Regions from separate parts of the Mus musculus genome. Here region 1 is linked to region 2. A link is a loop called in an ENCODE intact Hi-C map of the cell type or tissue named here. Cell type or tissue: heart. All regions are shown on one strand. Each heading gives the region's core, and the rest is flanking DNA. Links, peaks and the distances in the headings are about the cores only.

Region 1 (10,762 bases), core at 1-8,000, 260 kb after region 2:
TGTTATTGAACTCCAGGAGAAAGGGCCTGTGACAACAGGGTGGTTTCACACGCATTGCATCATGCTTTCTTTCACACACTAGGAGCACAGACTAAGATGACTTGGTCAACAAAAGAATTCTTTCTCATTGACTGAACTGGAAAACCTACTCCAAGCAGTAGCTTTACGGAGAAGCTAAGCTCTCTTTCCGGCTGCGAGTTACACAGATCACCTTTTACAAAAGCTGCTGGTAAGAGGCTCTTAACTATTTCTGAAGGTAGGTTTCAAGTGAAAGAAAAGACGCTGCAATCATGCGCAAGTATTACTCACTAGTATTACATTTAAAGTAGAACTACTTGTCAAACTACTTCAACTAACTGTACCCCTTTCCTTGAAAAAAAAAATCCATTTTTATTTTCGATAAACTAGCTTAGAGAACAGCACACGAGCATGGCTATTCTGCCAAGGAGAGGTGGTCGTTACAAACTCATTTTGCTATGTGTCCTGTCTGTTAAGCAGGCTAGTCCAGCTCCAAACACAAGGAGCAGTGAGGTTATCGAGAAGAACTGCCGACCTGCCTTCAGGTCCTAGGGAACCCCTGACCCTAAGTCACCCCAAATCTGACGCTTGGAAAGCTATGGCCTGGCTTTCTCACATACTTACTTGGACACACGTGGTTCAGGATAGAAGGCTTGCTTGGCCTCTACTGTCTTAGTTTGTCAAAAGGGGATACGAACATGCGTCTGTTGATTCACAGTGATGTTATTTATAAGGAACAGTACAACCAGGAAATGAAATCTCCTGCTTATCCAGAAGCTGCTCTCTGAACTTATGTATTAATACAACTTGCCTCAAATACCTGGCAGTGTAGCTAATGTAAAGACTGTGACACCCATTCTCCTAATCTCTCGCAGTCTCTCCCCACCCTGTCTCTGCATTGAACTCAGGCTGCCCCAGTGAACACGAGGGGAGCTAGCAGAACCGATAGGGAACACTCCCAGCTCAACGAGGCCCGTGTTTCTAGGTGAGAAACATGAACACCTTTTCACTGTTACCTTGAGAAAAGTATGGAGAAATGTGTGTGTGTGTGTGTGTGTGTGTGTGTCCTCTCAATTTATTCATTTACAAGAAAAAGAAAGCAACTTTAATCCAGGTATCATGCTTTTACATGTTGCTAAGCCAACATATTAGATGATGTTTAACAACAGTGACGTCACTGACGTGGTTGTAAGTTCAACCTGCCTTGGATAAGATTTAATATTAAACACAAAATTACAACAAAATGTAACTTTTATTAAGAGCAAACCTTTAAATCTAAATTTCAAAAACGAGGTTAAAAATAAGCAACTGAATGCATGCCATGGAGAGCTGAAAAATCCAAGCCTTTAATTTATAAAGCTCTTTATCAGATGTAAGTCGAGAAAAGCTAGTGTTTGATACATAGAAATGCCAGGTCCCGGGACACCCCATCATGTCCTAACCCTAGGGTGCCCAAACCCAAGCACTGCAAAGTCCCTTATATAAAGTAGGACACTATTTGCAGACACCGTCCATCCCTTCTTAGAAGCTAAGTGTTAACCAGTTATTATACTGTTTAGGAAATAAGAAATGGAAATAAAAAGTCCACGCAGGTATAGAAGAGTTTAACCCAGAGGAGGCCTGAATCTGATAATGTGGAGCTTTGCATGAGCAGGGGCACTGGCCTTCGCTCTCTCACATCCTGCAGTTTTGTAACTGTAGCTTGGGCTAAGTTTATGCCTCTACCAGAGAAATGCTTTGGCATGGCTGTCGCTGTGACAGAACTCTGAGTAGACATTTCTTAAAACTCTGCACTCCACTTATACTCATACAACCCTAATATTTAACACTTGAGTGCTAAGTATTGTAGAATAGCTAAGAGACTTAGAACCAACCGGAGAGCGTCTCTACTGTCCAGAGCTCAAAGTACATGCAACAGAGCTGACGGACGAGGCAGGAAAAACTGTTGTGTTCGAACAGCCTTTAAACTCTGCAGATGGGAATTTCAGAGGGATGTAAGTTATGCTATTTGATTACTGGAATCTTCGCGCTTCAGTGTGAAGAGTCACAGAGCTCGTTCATGTATGGGTATGTGGTATATTCTAGATCTAAAACTTAGCAAAACCCCAAGAGGAACTCAGCCCATCAGGTACTTTACCCAAGGCAAGGGCAGCTTCCACGGCATACTTCTTTTGAACAATACCCGCTAGAATTTCTGCCAGAGTCAAGTATTGTAGTCTTTAAAGAACTGCTCTTCAACACAAACTGTCATTTCAAATGAAGCAGGATCAACCTCAAGCATAATGCTGGCAGTAAAGTGGTTACCATATGCTTGCCACATTTGAAAGGGTGTCTCCAAACACACCGGAGACAGCATTTTGGTCTAACTCGATTTTAGAAGTAGGATGACATTATGGCTTTCATTTACAACTAGAACGGAGGATCTGGGGATTCAAATAACCATCTGGGGAAATTCGGGTTTTTTTTTGTTTTTTTTTAAAGATGACATTTACATTTTGCAGTGTTCCAGAAAAAAGTATAAAGCCACCCAACAGCTGTCTTGTTAAGCGAAACTGATTAAAAATCTCAAAGTCTTCCAGGAGTCAATGTTTATTCACTCTAAAACATCCTAAGTACGTTTAAGAGAAACATTTCTAAGACAGTAAGTTTTCTGATATAGGCAGATCAAAACATTAAAAAAGAAAATCCTTTGCAAAGAGGTAATGTAAGTCAGCTAGTCGAAAAATCAATTTAAAAGCACACGGCTTTTTGTACCTACAGAAAAGGGCAACATTATTTTCTATTAATTTTGAAAGAACTAAGTCTGTCTCAAAACCCATAAATAAAATGACTATCTACAAACTCAAAGACCATGGACACCGTGGCAGAGGTCACATTTTTCCCAGGACGCGGGGGACAAGTGACTACAATTATATCAGAGTTTTTTCTTTTAAAAACCAGACTAACAGATCAGGTGTTGAGCAATTCCTCCACTGTCAACATCCTAGTCCGGATGAACCCTGCTCTGCACAAAAGTGACAGCTCCAGGTATGTCAACTGCAAACCCCAGCGTGTCCCAGAGCCTGTGCACACATCACCTACGTGAAGGTAGAGGAATCTCTGAGGGTCTAAGCCAGCCGTCAGGAATCCCCTCCTAATTGGGCAATTCCTAATTCGTCAGAAGTCACCTAAAGTTTGCTGCGTGGGAGAGGTGTGGGCAGGGTGACCAGCCCTTCCTTATGTCCAGTTTCCTAAGCACCCTCTTCGGCCCAGGCTAACCGATGCCCAAGGCAAGAGCGAGTGACAGTCAGGGCGAGCAGTGCCCGAGACCGCTGAGCCCCGTGGCCCTGTCTCCACCGCGGTCGGGGGGCGGTGGCTCGGGGCCTGCTGCCCGAGGCTCGATACTGACCCGAGGTCGCGGCTGCCGAGCCCAGGAGCACCGCGCAGAGCAGCAGCAACGACAGCCTGACGCGGACCTGCATCCTGCTCTCGAAGGTCGAGAGCCCTCGCCGTCGCCGTCGCCGTCGCCGCGACCAACTCAGCCGCTGCCTCTGTGCCGCCGCCTCGCAGCCGCTCTTCCTGCTCAGGTTCCTTCTTCGCCCCTTCCCAGGCCTCCCTGGCCCAGAGCGCAGCCAATCCGCGCCCGCCGCTCCGTCCTCCTTGGCCAATGGCCGTGATCGCCCCACCCCACACATAGTCACGCCCCCTATGTCATCTTTTAGCCAATCATTGTGTACAGTTGTCATACCAGCTTTCCCGGTTGGACCACGGCCTCACCGACATGGCCCCAGCTAATTGGTAGCGCCTGAATCAGCGGCTCGAAGGCGGGGGAACCCTCATCCAGGACTACAACTCCCACCATGCACCGCACTAGATTTTTCTCGGCCGATGCTCTTGGGAGATGCAGTTTAGCATAAAGTCAGGTTAGAAGCCGCAGGTGGCTGAGGGCATAAGGAGTTTCAAGAAAATGATTCACTGGACTCTTGCGTTTGAACCAGAATAATTATCAAGGAACAGATATCAAACGGTTAAGAACTTGCAAGGTTGCTAAGTATTTCTTTTTAATTATTTTGAGAACTTGAACTGGACATGATATGAACGCTGAGAAATAAGCTATACCTGAACTGAAAATTTTAAATATTTAGTTAAAAAAAATACTTAAGTCTTAAAAAAAAAAAGCTTAGGTGAAGCAATACGTGAAGTTTACAGAGCCAGCAGTACAAGACAATGCCGCTTGTCATTTCCCTAATAAAACAAAAGGGAAGAAATTCCTACCAGTGGAGATTAGTTCAGCTCCTGTGATTGTTTTCACTAAGGCTTCCATATATATTAGCCACTCAATAAATGTTCTAACAGCTCTCCCAAACCCTTCAAACACTGGTCCTCATTCTTCTCTAGTGAAATATTGCAATGCTCTCTTTTTCCTTGACCAGAAAAGGGATTAGATGGTTTGTGTGGCCACAGAGGTGAGAGCCAAGGCACTTCAGGGATTGCAATAGTTATGTAGTAAGTACCGATGCACGCACAATCCCTTTGAGTGGCAGGGCAGCATCTTGATGCTTTTCAGTCTTCTTAATCAAATTGAATCCTTCTAAGATTTATTTTCCAGCACTGCATACAGAACTCAGCAGGGGGTTAGGGGGGAAAGTCTTTCCTGTCTCAGTGTCTTGACTTCTCTGAACACTTGTTTTCTATCTTTTTTGGCAGTCATTATTTTTAGGAAGATGTTAAAAAATTAGCTGCTGTACGTTTGCATCAGAGGGCATGGGGAACAGTTTCCCCCATGCCCCCCAACACCCCCTCAGTGTGTGTGTGTGCGTGCACCATGCGCATAAAGGTGTATAGGATGGAGGTTAATGTCAGGGTTCGTTCTCAATTGATCTCTACCTTCTCCACCTTATTTTTTGAGACAAGGTCTCAACATGGGCCTTGTTGATTCATCTAGCCAAACCCTGGTTTAACTAGGATGTCCCAAGGATTCTCATGTCTGCTCTGCCACAGTAATGGGATTCCAGGCCCATGCTGCTGTGCTTGCTTTTAAAAAACCTGGGTTCTGAAGGATGGAGCTAAGGTCCTCAATATTAGATCTCAGGGTGTCTGAATATTCAGAAATGAGCTCCAGCTGGACCACAGGAGGACTTCTGGTGGGTTGATAAAAGCCAGCATTCTTCAGAAACTTGTGAAATTGCTTTCCATCTGCCAAAAGGAATCATTTCTCATACCTCTGGCAGAAGTGACATACGGCTCTCCATTGACCTGGACCTGTGGCTGTATAGGAAAGCCTATGCCAGCCTCTAGGCGCTCTCAGTCTCTGCTCACAAGTACTTGTTGTACATTCCAAAGCTCTCTCATTGGTCTCTTGGCCCTTCCCTCCCAGAAGCTACTCACCCTCCTTATAGCTCACTATTCTCTACTCTTCCTGCAGGCACCCCAACCCTTATTATTCTCCCCGTCTGCCATCTCTTGCTGTCTCCAAGATTCTCTTCCTCTGTCCTGCTTTCCTAGGCCAGGCCATACACAGCCTGCTTCCCTTTCTGTTCTGGACTCTTCTAGATGCATCTGGCTGTTTTCCTGCTTATATAAACAACTAAAACCTTAACCTTATCATGGAGTGGTCATGTTGGCTGTTTCTTTACTAACAATCTGGATATATCTATATCTGTATATGTGTATATAGATAGATATAGATATAGATATATAACTATATATCTCTATGTGTCTCCAATAAAGATTTTGGGTGAGCCAGACTGAGGGTGAGAGCATGGGAGAGCTGGCTCTTACTGTTGTCTCCTGTGTGGTGGTGTGGATGAGGGAGAAATGGCTTCCTCCCCCCTCATCCATTGATAACTATGGCAGTTGGAAGAGCTGGCTCTGGAGTCACGAGAGTGGGAGAACTGGCCCTGTCCCTCATCAGCTGCAACACTTGGAAAAGTGGGTCCTGCCCTTTATCTGGGCAGCATAGTAGAGCTGGTCCTGACAGCATGGGTGTGGATGACCCAGACCTGAGGACATGAGAGCAGGAGACCTGGCTTTGCCCTTTGCTGGCTACAGCATTGGATGGACCAGCCAGGGCAAGATAGGAGAGCTCATCTGGGTGGTGTGGGTGCAGGAGAGCTGGCAGGCTGACCAGCTAGCTACCACTCAGACCCAGATCCAGGGCTTTGAAATTGCCCACTGCAACATCTACCCTATCAGTGAACTGCTGGAGTGCATAAAGAAGCCAGTCCTACAGATCCAAAACTACGGGATCTCCATGACACAGGGCAACAACAGGATGCCTGAAAGGAGTCCCAGTGAAGTTCCAGTATTGATGGTGTAGCAGAAGCCAGAGGCTTCAAACCAGACCACCGACTCATTGCGATGAACATTTGCAAGCAAAGCAGTGTGGACAAAAGGGTATGCTGTGGGGCACACTGTGACACACTACAGCTACCACAATGATTTTTTTTCCTCTGTTGGGAGGAGAGGTCACAAGGGTGGAGGGCAGGTATGAGGGGAGTGGGAGGGGAGTGGGATTGGAGTGCATGATGTGAAATTTCTAAAGAAGTGGGGAGAGAAAATGCCTCCATAAAATCAGGCTGTAGGCAGGTCTGTAAGGAATTTCTTAATTAGTAATTGATTGGGAAGAGCCCAGCCTACAGTGGGTAGTGCTATCCTTGGACTGGTATTTGTGGGTTCTATAAGAAAGCAGGCTGAGCAAGCCGTGAGGAGGGAGCCAGTAAGCAGCATACCCCATGGCCTCTGAATCAGCTCCTGCCTCCAGGTTCCTGCCCTGTTTGAGTTCCTGTCCAGACTTCTCTCCTTCAATGATGAACAGTGATATGGAAGTGTAAGCCAAATAAACCCTTTCCTCCCCAATTTTCCTTTGGTTATGGTGTCTTATTGCAGCAGTAGGAACCCTAACACCCACTGTTTTGAAACTAGAGAATAAAATAACGGTTTATTTTCCTACCTTTTATCTTACCTATTATCAAGTCTAGTCCTTTTGAACCATGTAATTACTATTAAAATATACTTTCACTAATAATTAATTTGCCAGCAGCGTGCTTTTTTATGACATTTAACTATTTTGATATTGTGTTGTGTTACTTCATATTATTGAATTACTCATAGTATTGTATGATTTGTTTTGTTTTGTTTTGTTTTGTTTTCCTTTCTCCCTAGAAACTCCCTTATTGGCCCTCATGTTCTCTTCCCTGGATGCACCTGAATCCTAGTAGCCATATTTACCCATGCCAGCCTCCCTCCACTCTAACCTAAGACACAGACAGTGGCTATGTTTCCTTAAACATCCCTTTCATATATCTGTTTGAAGTTTTCATCAGCTTCTCTTTTAACACAAAATATTTAGAACTTCCTTTACTTATAAACCAGGAATCTGTGTTCAAAGTTCTCTTTTGGGGAAGAAACTTCTGCTTCCCACGCAGGAAACAGTGGTTATCTAATGACTAAGACTGGAGAGTTCTCACTCCTAGTGGTTTTCCCCTCACTTTTTACTTTTTTTTTTTTTTTTTTTTTTTTAGTATTTTAAAGATTTATTTATTTAATGTATATGGGTATGCTGTTTCCACACACACCAGAAGAGGGCATCAGAACCCACTATAGATGATTGTGAATCACCATGTGGTTGCTGGGAATTGAACTCAGGACCTCTGGAAGAGCAGCCAGTACTCTTAACCACTGAGCCATCTCTCCAGCCCCTCGCTTACGTTTTTTTTTTTTTTTTTTTTAATGGTACATTGTGTGAGATTCTAGTATATGTATACATTTTGGATAGCTAGGTCAAATCAATGTCTCTGCCTATCACTGGCTTCTTCTTGGGGTGATTATCTTTCAGAGATTGACATTTGTCCTTAAGATGCATACATGTGTTGCAAACAATGAAATTTTCCTCTTTTTCGCTTACGGTTTTTACGGAGTGCTTTATGCTGTTAGAGCCCTGGTTAGCTGCTACACAGATGGAGTTCTGCTTCTTTTCATCTGCCTTGCAGATTTCTACCTTAATACCATCCTCTGTGCTTTCCCGTCTCTTTACCTTCTTCCCGGAGACCCTTATTGTTCTTTTGCTCAAGCTTGGCATCCTTCCCAATTTTACATGAATCTCTTCTTTGCTGAGACTTTTTCAACTAGCGCTTTCCTCATTCCTAGTTATGGCTCTAGATATCCCTCAGCTGTTTTCAATCTGGCCCTTTAAATGGATTTAAACTTGCTAAGATCAGCCATCATTTGTATGACTCCTCGTGTTGGCATTGCCCTCAACTAACACTAGATAGTTGTTGATCAATAGATGTACTTGTCAGGTGTACAGTTTCCAAATTCAGAGAGAAAGTGCTTTCTATATTGTGCCATGTTTAACTAATGTTACTGTTTCTTGCAGATTGTTTATAAGGGGTAGAAGGAAATTCATTTTAGTCCCTTGATTTGGAAAGGTCTACAGTTGGTAGAATTTTTTACCACTAGCCAGCAATGTATAACTGACCTGTTTTGAAAATGCTAACAGGACCTTGACTTCCTGGGTAAACTTGACATTTTCAGAGTAGGGTCAGGACTGTGGGAAAATCAGATTTATTTGGTCAGCCTGCTGCCTTGAATGATGTTTAGTTGAGGGGTGGAAAGGCTGTGAATTCTCAGTGGTCTTATCCAGTCTGAGCACATGTTCCTCCAGGTTCCCAGCCAGCATCCCCAGTTAAGGTTAGGTACTTCTTGTGCTTGCACATGGTGATAATGCTATTATTTGTCAGTCCATAGTATTTGCTCAGCTGTCTCCATTCTGTCTGGCCCCTATTAGTTTTCTAACTTACTGTTGTAGACTGCCAAGTTTCAGAGAACCTGTTTGCTCTTTATGACAACGCGACACAAAACCTGAAAGAGGGCAATAAGTCAACGGGTGACCTCTTACCACTCAGCTTACTTTTCCCTTACGCATGGTGGGACAGCTCCTAGCTTTATCCTGAGAGTGGAGTGGCTGTCATCAGCTCTTAGAGGCTTATATCCTTTCCTATGCTAAGGGAGCTGTTTGAGCTGGTAACGTACACAGGTTGCTCACATTTGTATTGCGGTGTCTGCCAAGGACGGATTAGGGAGAGAGAAACAGGATATGTTCTCAGAACTTAGAAGACAAAGTACTTTCTTTGATGTAGCTGAAGCACATTAAAGTAATTTTTCACGTGTTTGTTTTTCATCCATAAATAAAGTATAAATCCAATAAGTAGTAACCAGATCCGAGGGCATACCATGATCTTCATTTACATTCTGAGCTATTAACTTGAACAATGGCTTTCTACCTCATCATATCCCTCATAGCGTGGGGACAGCATCTGGAAGGTACATCATAATAATCCTAATAAATCAACTTCAGATGTTCTTGTTCCATTCTGTCATTATAGTTCAAGAACAGCAGTTCTAAGTGTAGGTCATAGATTGTGGAGGCGTGGTTTTACCTGACTTTGAAGCTGACAGAAGGCAAGAAGCTGACAGAAGGTGTTAGGCCCTCAGGCTGTTTACCAAGCTCCAGTCTGAGGTAGTATTTACTTTGTGGGATATTTTCTCACTGGACACTATTGATCATATCAGATAAAGGACAATCAAGGAGGCTTTTATATCCAGAATAACTGGATAGACATCTTTGGGTTTAGTCTTTGAATAGGTTTTTTTTTTCTTCTCTTAGGTCAAACTAACTTGCAGCAAGAATGGATTTGCTGATATTACAAGGAAACAACACTTGGAAACCCCTTTCAATTCAGAGTTGTCAATGCTGGAGTGAATGGTCTAACTAGTCAATTTTGCATTCAAAACATTATATTCATATGGAAATTCCTTCCTCTCTGATCCTTTCTTCCCTCCTTGCTTCCCTTCCATTACTGTCATATACAGGGTCCAATTTTGCAGGGCTTGTAGATGAAATAATCTCTACGTGCATATAGGAATGCAAAGGTGATTTATTAGAGTTACGGAGAGAAAACAACAGGGCAGGAAAGCTAGGAATGCCTGCAACTGCCGGGCCAAGGGAGACAGAAAGAGGGGTGAGAGGGAAAGTGAGATGCTTTGAGTTGGAAGTCAGAGAGTAGACACGCTTAGCAGTAGAGCTGTGTGTGCAGCTGTGCTCTCTCTCTCTCTCTCTGTAAGGGTTGCTTCAGAAAGAGGAGAGAGAGAGAGAGAGAGAGAGAAAACACCTCGGACTTAGGGGCCAGCAGGCACTTAGGATTTCAGGGAAAGGAGATGGAAAGAGAGAAGCTTTCTGAGCTGGAAGCTGGAGAGTTTTCGGGCTCTGCAGTGGCAGCCTTCGCACAGCTACAGAGTGGTTGCTTCCGTGTTCTATAGGCACATGCATATCGCATTAGGAGGACATCTGCTTCTCCTGTTTCTTTATGTTGTCCTTAGGTATATTATATTTCATCTTCACCTTTGGACTGGCTTTCTTTAGGTTATGTAACTGGATTCTGCCTCAGTATAGGAGGTCCCCATCTTGTCTGAATTACATCAAAAGGGTGTAATTGACTATATTTGTTGTAGAATTTTTAAATCCCAATCTGGAGTTTCTACCTTGCCTTTTGACTATTAAAAAAACAAAACTAAACAACAACACACAACCTTTATATTTACAATAAGCCTTAATCAGCACTAGAGCTGGTCAGATATCTACCCTCTATGGTATTATAATCTACTTTCCTATCAACATCCCCAAGTTATTACTTATTATGTTTCATCTGGGCTGCTCATAACTCCTATTGGCCAGCTCTCAGGGCCACGATTTCTTGACTCCTGA
Region 2 (11,347 bases), core at 1,761-9,760:
AAATATTAAAAGTTCAGCAATCTATAACTCAACCTGCATACTGTTCTGTTAGAATAGTGGGTCTTCCAACAATCACTAAGAATAAAGTGTGCAGATCCTTCGCACATTTCACTATGCACAGAGTATACATATTTTTAGGACAGTCTCAGCACAGTAAACATACCTAAAGGAACCCTGCTGCACATGAACAGAATCTACAAGAAAGGCATGGTAAGCACTAGGCATGTAAGGTGCTGAACTGAGCTAATGATTCTCTTGGAGACAATGTTTGTATGCATGCATGTGAAGCCTTTAGAAGGATGTTTACTGTCCTCTCCATCACTCTCCACCCTTGCGTGGAGACAGGTCTTTCACTGAAACCTGGAGTTTCAGGCTGGTCACCAAGCTCCTGGAACCCACAGTCTCCATCCCCCAACAGTGGGTGACAGGCACATGTGGTCATACCCACCTTCTATGTGGTGAAGGAGATGTCAACTCAGACCTTCTTCATTTACTTGATGAGTCACTTCCCCAACCACACATGATGCAACTTTTAAATGAAAGAATAATAAACTACGAAATGTTCAAATCGGGTCCAACAAGTACAAAACCCCTCCAGTTTCACCTCATGCTACCACCAGAGACAAGAGCACTGTGTGTGTACAAGTGTTTGGCCTATGTACTGGCTACTTTTGTGTCAACTTGACACAGCTGGAGTTATCACAGAGAAAGGAGCTTCAGTTGAGGAAGTGCCTCCATGAGATCCAGCTGTAAGGCATTTTCTCAATTAGTGATCAAGGGGGAAAGGCCCCTTGTAGGTAGGACCATCTCTGGGCTGGTAGTCTTGGTTGTATAAGAGAGCAGGCTGAGCAAGCCAGGGGAAGCAAGCCAGTAAGAAACATCCCTCCATGGCCTCTGCATCAGCTCCTGCTTCCTGCCCTGTTTTGAGTTCCAGTCCTGACTTCCTTGGTGATAAACAGCAGTATGAAATTGTAAGCTGAATAAACCCTTTCCTCCCCAGCTTGTTTCTTGGTCATGATGTTTGTGCAGGAATAGAAACCCTGACTAAGACAGCCTACATGACTGTCTGTGCACCACTCGTGTGCTGACTAATGTCTGGAGACCAAAAGAGGGCGTCTCCTGGGACTGTACTTACAGACCATTGTGAGCCACCACGTGGGTGCTGTGAACCGGTCCCAGTCCCTCTGGAAGAACAGCCAGACTCTTAAGCACTGAGCCATGTCTCCAGTGCCCACACAAATGCCATTTTAAAAATCTAAGTATTTATTCATAAACCTAAGAAGAAAAACTAGCTCAGTGTTTAATATGTAAAAGGAGCATTTGGTGTACATAAAAGGATTTTACTCTAGTACTTACATTCTTTTATCAAGCATTTGTTCAATCGCTCCATCATAAACAAATTTTAGATTACAAATATAGGAATACAAAAAATTAAATACTATTACTGACATGTCAAGCAACTGGACCATAAAATACCACATGTGAACAAGTAAAACTATTATTAGGCATTTTGATAGGTATTCTCTATACTTAGTACACTTAATCCTAAGAACAACCACCCCATGAGTCTGTACTACCAATTCCTATCTTATAGGGAAGAAAGCTGAAATATAAGTTATCTACCTACCCAGTTAGAGGAAGTATAGAAGGGACAGTTGAGGTTTAAATCAATACCCTTCACTGCACTATACTGTCTCTCCTTAAAGTCAAACATTCATCCTATAGAAAAGTTCTTTATTACTGAACTATTCTTTTAAAAAGAGACAAACTCACAGTTTTTAGTTCCATCAGGACTTGTTCATCCACTCCGTCATCCAGAAAAATGTCTCGTACGTCATTAATAACATCTTCAATCACAGATCTATACAATTTAGGCTTTAAAGGAAAAATAAGATTCAATAAAAGACTGATTTCAAAATGTTATAGTAGGCTTTGAGAAATAATTAAATAATTATTAAATACAAGCCATTTGGCCAACTATCTAAAATTTATTTTAAATTGTGACTTTAATTAAAGATACTACAATCCTAAGCCAGGCTTATCACTCTGGAGGCAAAGACAGGAGGATATCAGAGTTCCAGGCCAGCCTGATCAATATACTGAGACACTGTAAACTAAATTTGACAATGACAGAAAACTGTAAGGCTGGGCAAAGTAGTTCATAAACCAAAGTTCTTTATGCACAGTCAACACAAATTCCAGTAATTTCCTTGATGGTGACCAAAATGTCTACCATCATGATTAATAACAGTTCATGGTCACTCCTGGTTCCTACTAGCCCTGCTTGATTTAACGCCTGTCCCATCTCACAGCCTTTCCAGGTCTTAGATGTTGGGGAACTTTTTGTTCACAAGTCGTCTCCTGGTCATACCCAGCAGTCTTATCAGCGTTTGATTATACAAAAGCTACCTTGGTTTTTTTCCCTGTCCTGGTCTACCTTCAGGCTACACCACTAAACTCTATACTGGCCATGTAATTTTAAATTAGTAGGATCAATTTCCAGCAAACCAGATGTTTTAATGTTTCTGAAATCAGTTACCCTAAAACCCTTTCCTTGGAGAGTCCAACACTTGAAGCAGGCAATGCCCTTCTCTGCTACTATGTAATTAATCATTCAGCAACCAGCCTACAACTTAACCCATTCAGAAGCGCCGTTGTTGAAGGAAAAAGGGAAATGCTAAATTCTAAACTTCACTGCAGCAGGCTTTTGTCTTTATGGCATACAAGGTCATTTAGATCTGTCCTTTTAAAACAGTATTCCAAACTCTGAAACTGGCGAATTAGAGACTGCATGTAGCATTAGCAAGTGATTAATAAAGGTTCCTTTTAGAAGATGCTAATTTTTAGGCACAATATTAGGTCACCTAGGTGGATTTTTATACTAGATACCATGCTAGCCACTGGTAAAATTAAAACCACCACTTAATCTTTAATTCTTAAAGCTCAGTTTAGGCTGTGCCTCTACACACACATCAAGCAATAGATTGTGAGCACAGATCTCACAGGGGAGAGTCAGTCACTATTTCTTTGAAAAGCTTCATGCCTTGGGTATTAAGAACACACCACCAAACTCAAGTCCTCCTCCGGAAACATTTAATGTACAACGCATTTTTTTTTTAAGCCGAGAATGTTGACCGTATCTCCTCCAAGGGGGCGGGTGGGGGGGAGGAAATCATTTTATCTGATCTAAAACGATTTAAAATGAAACTCTTATAAAGGGAAGGGAGAAAGAACAAAACGAGGCTGCAATTCTGGCCTACTTCCCACTACAAACAAAGGCAGTACACTCTAGCGGCCACAGCAAAACACTCGGGTCCGTGACAACAGCCTCCCGGCTCCGGAGCGAAATCTCGGCGTGAAAGGAGCCTAGAAATAAAATGAGCTCCGCACGCCGGCTCCTCTCGCCTCGGGAGCACGCACCTCCCAGCCCCGCGCTCAGCAGCTCTCACTATTTAAAGCCGGATCTGGTGTTTAAATGGAGAGGCGGTGACGTAGGCCTGAAAAGCACCTTCCCATCCTGGCAGAGTCTATATTAGAGAGCGGCAATGGCTCTATATAAACAGGGCAGCCAAAGGGAGGAGGACCACAAGGCGCAGGCACTGAAAAGCAGGGTAAGCGGCCGCAGCCATGATGGATCGACCCGAGTCGCCAACGGTATAGTGTCGGGCAGCCGCAGGCTGCTCTGCGGCGTTTGGGACCGGGCAAAATGAAAAAAAAAAATTTTTTTTAAAAATAAACAAACAAAAAAACAAATATTGTGCTTTATTGTCATAAAAAGAAATCAAGAGATGGGGTGGCCTAGTGATCACATTGCGTTGGTGACTCTTTTAAAAGGTTATTTTTATGTGACTGCTTTTTGCAAACCTACGTGATCGCAAGTAACCAAAAAAAAATTTTTTTTTGCTCCTTTTTAAAAAAGGGAGCAACGGGAAGAAGTAGGCAAATCTCGAGGCGAAAGCGGGGACTCTTGGGCCATTCATGTAGGCTTTGTTTGTTCTGGTGCTTAGGCTAGTCGAAGATACCGCGGGGGTTTTGCTTCCCCTTCGCCATTTTACCCACTGGGGAGGAACCGAGATAAGTGCTTTCCAACCTTCATAATTTTTTTGTCTTTTTTTTTTTCTTTCTTTCTTTCCTTTCGGAGGATTAGTAAAATCGGCCCCAAAGGAGGCTCTCCCAAAGCACCACCTCCGGAGAGCCCCCGAAGGCACGCCCGGCCTCGGCGGTATCCGAGAGGCTTCCCCAGACGCGGGGCTCGACCCGCAGCCGCTCGCTCGGGGACTGGCCGGGTCCGGGTCCCCGCGTGGGGCCATCGCCCGCCCGTCCGCGCCCCGGGGTCGGCAAGCCAGGGCCCCAACGGCCTGCGTGGCCCGCCCCGCGGCGCTCCCGGCCCCCGCCGCCCTCCTCCCGCCAGTCCTCGGCGTCCCCCCCGCCCGGCCAGGCCCGCGGCGGGCAGCGGCGGCGGTGGAGGGCGGAGGGGACCCGGTCGGGAGCGCCGCCTCGCCCGGGCCCGCCCCCGCCCGCCCGCCCGTCCGTCCGTCCGTCCCAGCCAGCCGTTGCCTGCCGCCGGAACCTTCGCAGCCCCCGCCGGCCACCGCACCACGTCCTTACCACGGTGTTTGTGTTTGCCGAGTTCGCCATTTCCACACACAACACAAACAAGAGGGAACGAGATAGAAAGAAAGGAAAAAAAAATTTAAAAAAAAAAAAAAAAAGAAAAAAAAAAAAAAACAACTGAGACCCGGAGGGTGACCCAAGTCACCCGCCAAGAGTGGGGCAAAAAAAAAAAAATCTCTCAACAAAACCGATCCAGAAGGAGTAAGAGGCGGGAGAGCAGGAGGAGGGGGGCACTCCTCCCGCAGCTAAAAACCTCGAGAATCGCCTAAAGAAAAAAGAAAAAATGGGGGAAAAAATTAGCCACGACCCCTTAGGGGGTTAGGGGGCGTCACCCGCTCCCCACTCGGCGCCGAGGAGGGAAACCAACACCGGTCACCGCTCCCCGCGCCACCGCTGCCGCCACCGGCTGCAGCTCCAGCCGTCCGGTCCGCCTGCTTCTCCCCTTTATATAGCGAGCCAACGAGCTGCGCGAGCCGCCGCCGCCGCCGCCGCCGAGAGACAGGGCGGAGGGAGGGAGGGGCGGAAAGGGCGGGGGCAGCGGGGGGCGGGGCCGAGCGCGAGACACCGCGAGAACCGCGTGCGCACGCGCGCCCGGGGCGTCGCCAGGTTTCTTTTCCCCCCCCTCCCCCCCGCCCCGGCTGGGTGGCCGGGTGGGCGGGGCCGCGGGCCTGGAGTAAAGAAGGCGCGCGCCGCGGCCTTTTCCCCACCCCCCTATGGCTCGCGCGATCACGTGGTCCGCACCCTGGCGGAAGCGGTCCGTGGCGGTGGTGGTGGCGACCGGTTGGACCGGGAGGCGTCCTCCGGAGGAGGCTGGGGTATTGAGGGAAGCCAGCGATCAAGGGTACCTAGCGCTGCGTCGGGTGGACGCGCAGCCGCTCCGGTGGAGCGGAGGAGTGGGAGTAGCCGCCGAAGCGATAGGCTTCCCCGGAGGATGGCTGCGGAGGGACGGCGGGTCACGTGGCGCGGCTTCCGGCTCCCGCGCGCTGGGGCTTGGGACAGTTTTTAAATGCGGAGTCATCTTTTGATTCGTGAGCTTAGGTCGGATGAGGAGGAAGTTCGCGCCTCTTGCAAAGGACAGACCTCGTGAAGTTGTGTATAAGTCCAAAGGCTAGGAAAGCTTTGTTCTCCCTCTGTCTACTTTACAGAATTAGGGACGCCTGTAGGTGTTTCCAGCCGTTTGTCTGTACAAAATTAAACTATTAGGTGGTTTGGCTAAAATGCCCCAAAGAGTCAGCCTCTACCAACTCAAAAGTACTTTAGATGACTTCTTAGGGTGGTAGAAATGACGAAAAAAGAAAAGGAACTCGGATACAACTACTACATATTTGACTCCCTGACATACATTACTGCTCTGTTTTTAATGTTACCAGAGTGCTGTGATTTGCACACTGGCCAGCACACAGTGACTAACCACATCTGAAACCCATGCCGTTGACTCATCAACTTGCCTGGCCTGTCCCAAGAGATCAGGCAGAGTCTGTTGGTATCTTGGAGTGCAATTCATCGGGAGTTTGACCTGGGACGTGCAAGCAAATTCTGCCTTTGTATCAATATTTTACGGAACAGATTCCTGTTTGGTAGGCAGAATTTAACAACTGCCACTTTCCCTGGTCCTAGGAATATGGGGACAAAATGTAATGTGGACGTGGGCATTTTATGTTCAAAAAGCAATCAGACAATGTCATTCTATGCCAGTGAAGCCAGATAAGTGAAATATCAAAGACTAGAAGAGCATGGAAAGACTACAGATTGTTTCCTATGACCTCAGGGAAGGGGATTAGCGAAGACTGGGACCATGCATACTAAGAAGCTGGACATAAACCTTCTCTTGAGAGAATTTTTTTTTCACCTCAGGGTTTCTCTGGCTTTCCTGTAACTCAGAGAACTGCCTGCCTCTACTTTCCCAGTGCTGGGATCAAAGGCATGCCACCACACTTGACTCTAGGATTTCTTCAACATTAGCTCCATTCTCTCCTTTAATTTCTTTTTTTTTTTTTTTCTTTTTCTCTTTTTTTGTTTGTTTGAGACAGGGTCTACAAGTTCCAGGACTACACAGAATCCTTGTAGTCCTAGCTGGCCTTGAACTCACAGAGATCCACCTTCCTCTGCTCTTTGAGTGCTGGCATTAAAGGCAAGTGCCACAGTACATTTGGCCACTAAATAGTGGCTCAACAGTTCCCTGCAAGGTGTGTCTGGTCTGGAGCACTAGAAAATAATTCACAGGACATAAGTATTTGAAATTGTGATCCAATCAACACTTTGAACATTTTGGGTTTTTTTTAAATATTAAGGTTACCGTTATCATGAAAAACCGGGAGGCCCATTCCCAGTGAGTCTCACTCTGATTTTTTAAGACTCCATGCAAGCCGGCCGTGGTGGCACACGCCTTTAATCCCAGCACTTGGGAGGCAGAGGCAGGCGGAATTCTGAGTTCGAAGCCAGCCTCGTTCTACAGAGTGAGTTCCAGGACAGCCAGGGCTACACAGAGAAACCCTGTCTCGAAAAAACAAAAAAAAAGAGAGAGAGAGAGAGAGAGAGAGATGGCTCCTCAGTTAAAAGTGCTCTTCCTGGGGACATCAGGAGACTGAAAGCAGCACGGCTCCAGCTCCTCAAGTACCTGAGCACACAAGTACAGGAATACACATGTATATACAGAAATACAAGTAAACTTCTAGAAAAAAAAAAACAATACAATCAGACTACTGGAGGCTCTTCCCATGTCTATACAGTCTAGATTGCAATGATGCCTAACACACAGTGGGTTTCCCCAAACCTCTTCCCCTTTCAGTGCCCACGTGCCTGTAAGAAACCACCAAGGATTCCATTCCAGTGTATTGTCTCTACTTCTTCAATTAGCTGTAGCACCCCTGTAGTCACAGTGAGTGTATGTCAACCAGCTTCAGATATTTTCTGATCTTATATAAAAATTCTGGAACTTAATGTTTAACTTCCAAGACAAGACTGTCCAGAAGGCGCTCAAGCAAAACTGTATCATGTTTCTTTTTAACTGACCCTCCTCCTTTCTTCTAAAGCTTGAATGCCTTCTAATTGTAATAGCCCTTTGTATAAAACACACTGGATTTCCAATTTTGAGTTTATATAATATTTTTGAAAGATGTATTTACTTTATTTATATGAGTACACTGTAGCTGTCTTCAGACACACCAGAAGAGGGCGTCAGATCTCATTACGGGTGGTTATGAGCCTCCTTGTGGTTGCTGGGATTTAAACTCAGGACCTCTGGAAGAGCAGTCAGTGCTCTTACCCGCTGAGCCAACTATCCAGCCCCTAAGTTTATATTTTTAATGAATGTAGATACAGCTTATATTTTTAATGTATGTAGTGCCTTTTTTTGTAATGAATATCTTTCTCTAACTTCAAAATATTTTATATAGGCAGATAAAAATATCTGTATTAGCCAGGGATGGTAGGCACACCTTTGATTTTAGGCAGAGGCAGGAGGATCTCCGTGAGTTCTAGGACAGTCAGTAATATGTAGAGAGATCCTGTCTCAAACAGAAAAAAACAAGAGAGTTAGTCACAAATGCCTGAGAGTTCTACTCTGTGCTACAATAGTAACAACAATACTCTGTAACAACAATAGTGCATTTTGTTAGTGTCTCCTGTATTAATAATTAAACATACTAGACTACATTATAGCTGTCTTTTTAGGAAGAAAACAAGACATTTTCTCTCAATAGAACAACAACAGCAAGAACAACAACAACAAAAAACCCTATATGTTCTGGAGACCAGGACCTCCATGATGATACCCAAATGATTAAAATGATCCTTACATAGTCTACAGATTGAAATGCTAATCTCTTGTCAACATGGGAGAGAAGAAATACATATTTAAGACAATACAGAGCAGAAACAAAATTCACTAGTATTGAGTCTTTAAGACTCATGATGAGCTACTTGAAGTCAACCTAGCGGCAACAAGTACCAGTAGTACCTAGATTGTGTGTGATATTTCAGTACCAGTAGTACCTAGATTGTGTGTGATATTTCAGTACCAGTAGTACCTAGATCGTGTGTGATATTTCAGTACCAGTAGTACCTAGATTGTGTGTGATATTTCAGGGCCACTGCTTTTGAGAAGGTCTGTTTTCTAATTTTAAGCCACGAGCAGGAAAAGCCTTCCTTAAAACAAGAACAAAGCCTCAATTATTTATTTCATAAAATATGTATCTCAAAGAGCTTAAAAAATGACCAATCCAGTAACTTCGAGTAACACTTGTTTCTGGATTGTGATCTTGAACTATTTTTCCCTAAGAGGAGTCAAGGTTGCTTGGAGACAGTACTGATGCTGTAACAGACCCCCCCAGATTTTAGCACAACTGACTCTGATGAAAGTACCTTTGAGACCATAAAACCCAGCATATAACAGCACCACCAGCCGAAACAAAGACCTAACCCATCAAAGTCCATAGAAAAATCTCTAAAGTACTAACCTTGTTTCTTAGGTTCTGTAGTTTTTAGCTAACTGTTCTTGTTAAGTGAAGTATGACAAACCAAGATAATGGTTTTGAGCTTAAAAGCTCACCCTGAAAAAGGCTTGGGGTGACACTGAAATCCCCAACACCCACTGTACTTGCCAGCGGGCTAATAAAGACTCCGTTGGCTTAGACCTGTGAGTAGGCTTCTCTCGTGGGTACCCTATAACAGCTCCATAATAAATGGTACAAAAAAATACTTCTGTAGGAACCCAGCATGTAATTCAGTAGATTACATAGTTCACATGAAGCTCTGGGTTCTATGCCCAGCACTGTCTAAAACTGAACATAGTGCTGGGAGCCTGTAATCTCATCAAGTGAGGCCAGAGCAAAAGTCACAAAAGCTCAGCGCTGGCCATAAGTTCATATCCAACCTGAGTTACATAAAAACCTTGTCTCAAAACAAAACAAAAAACCCCTCCAAATAAAATTCACAAGTAGTATTCATCCAAGCCAAATGTGGAATATCTTTTCCTACAGATAACCAAAGAGAAGAATTTAAATCCTGTTTTAACCAAGTATCACGCGTTAAGTAGCTTAAACAAGTATTTTTTTCCATGGCACTGGAAACTAGCCTTTAAACTACTTAAACCGGTTCCATACAGCCACAGTCGCTGGATAGAATCCTGTAACGGTTAACTGCCTTGTGTTAATTTGCCTGTGCTAATGAACGTTGAGATAAGTAATAAAATATTATTTATGAGTGTGTCTGTGGAGGTGTATTGTGGTTTGGATATGCATTGGACGCTTGGCTGCCAATGGATGGGGTTTTAGTAAGTGATTGGATTCTTGAGGCTCTGTTCTAATAGACAGATTAGTCTCTTAATAAAGGGATAATGTGCGTTGTATTATTGGGGGTTGTTGTCAAGTAGGAAATGGGGCCTACCCAGAAAATGGGCCACTAGAGGCATTCCCTCCCTTGGAGGTTAGGTCTTGCCCTAGGCCCTTTGTGTAAGCCTTGTTTCCTCTGCTTTCCCACTGTGATGTGATTCAGTCGGTTCTGCCTTACCCTCCCTCCCCTGAGAGTCTGAAACTATGAATTAAAATAATCTTCCCTCGGCTTTAAATTGTTCCCGCGGGTATTTTAGTCACAAATATTTGAAAGTCACCAAGACAAGTTTTTTCAGTGGCATTTGCATAAGTAAAACAAATACTACAGATTACAATCAGGATGGGAATTCTTATCCTATCTGTCAATGGCCAGAGGGGGACAGAAAGACAGAACGGAGGTGAATTCACTTCTGCGCGTTTCTGGTGAAGCATCTGTCTTCCTAGAATTTCAGCATTTCTGGTTCTCAGGGTTTTAAGATCGGCCTGGGAACTTAGAGCACGATACCCTTACGTTTCTGTCTCTCGCTTTAGTTCTCAGTCCTACAGATTTAGGCCTGGTCTTATACCACTGGCTCTGAGATTTTTCCAAGTCATTGGAATCTCCCAGGTCTTCCACGTGCAGATGGCTGGTCACTGGATCTCTGGGCCTCAATAATGATGTGAGTCTGTTCTCCACATGTGTCTTGTTTCTTTATAGACTGCAAATAATCTCTCTTCCTTGCTTATTCCCAGTATCAGGAGCCCAGTCATCATCTCCTCAGTGTTCCCTAGTTTCTATACTGTTTGTACTCACTATGTAGCCCAGACTGTCCTTGAACTCATGGAAATCCTCCTGCCTCCACCTTGTGAGTGCTGCCATTGCCCATGTGAGCTGCCCCACCAGAGCCACAATTTGTAAAACCATTGTACTGGCTAGTTTTGTGTCAACTTGACACAGCTGGAATTACCACAGAAAAAGGAGCTTCAGTTGAGGAAATGCCTCCATGAGATCCAACTTTAAGGCATTTTCTCAATTAGTGATCAAGGGGGAAAGGCCCCTTGTAGGTGGGACCATCCCTAGGCTGGTAGTCTTGGGTTCTATAAGAGAGCAGGCTGAGCAAGCCAGGGGAAGCAAGCCAGTAAAGAACATCCCTCCACTGCCTCTGCATCAACTCCTGCTTTCTGACCTGCTTGAGTTCCAGTCCTGACTTGGTGATAAACAGCAGGATGGAAGTGTAAGCTGAATAAACCCTTTCCTCCCCAACTTGCTTCTTGGTCATGATGTTTGTGCAGGAATAGAAACCCAAATTGGTACCATCATACTGGGGTATTCCTGTGACAACCTGACCATGTTTTGGGGAGGACTGTGGAAGGACTTTGGAACTTTGGGCTAGAAGATCCATTCAGTGTTAAGAGCTCTGTCA

The links. Peaks named below come from ENCODE experiments on the same cell type or tissue, not always from the same donor. Only the 100,000 strongest peaks of a DNase experiment are listed, where the experiment ranks them.
Region 1: it touches region 2 in a loop (3-fold over the local background); 3 of 42 quality-filtered maps call a loop at or near these places.

The regions. Positions count from the first base shown.
Region 1 is chr12:91,845,553-91,856,314 of GRCm38, forward strand. Sel1l (sel-1 suppressor of lin-12-like (C. elegans)) reads right to left here and starts at 3,605. Exons shown (of 21, transcript NM_001039089.1): 1 at 3,407-3,605. The coding sequence starts at 3,479. In heart, for the core only: no CTCF peak of the experiment used is centred there; a DNase peak (open chromatin) is centred at 3,729; H3K4me3 peaks cover 1,758 bases; H3K27ac peaks cover 637 bases.
Region 2 is chr12:91,584,927-91,596,273 of GRCm38, forward strand. Gtf2a1 (general transcription factor II A, 1) reads right to left here and starts at 4,723. Exons shown (of 9, transcript NM_031391.2): 1 at 4,609-4,723; 2 at 1,774-1,875. The coding sequence starts at 4,638. In heart, for the core only: CTCF peaks have their summits at 3,313 and 5,355; DNase peaks (open chromatin) are centred at 3,545, 4,345, 5,105, 5,325 and 1 weaker place; H3K4me3 peaks cover 4,204 bases; H3K27ac peaks cover 3,952 bases.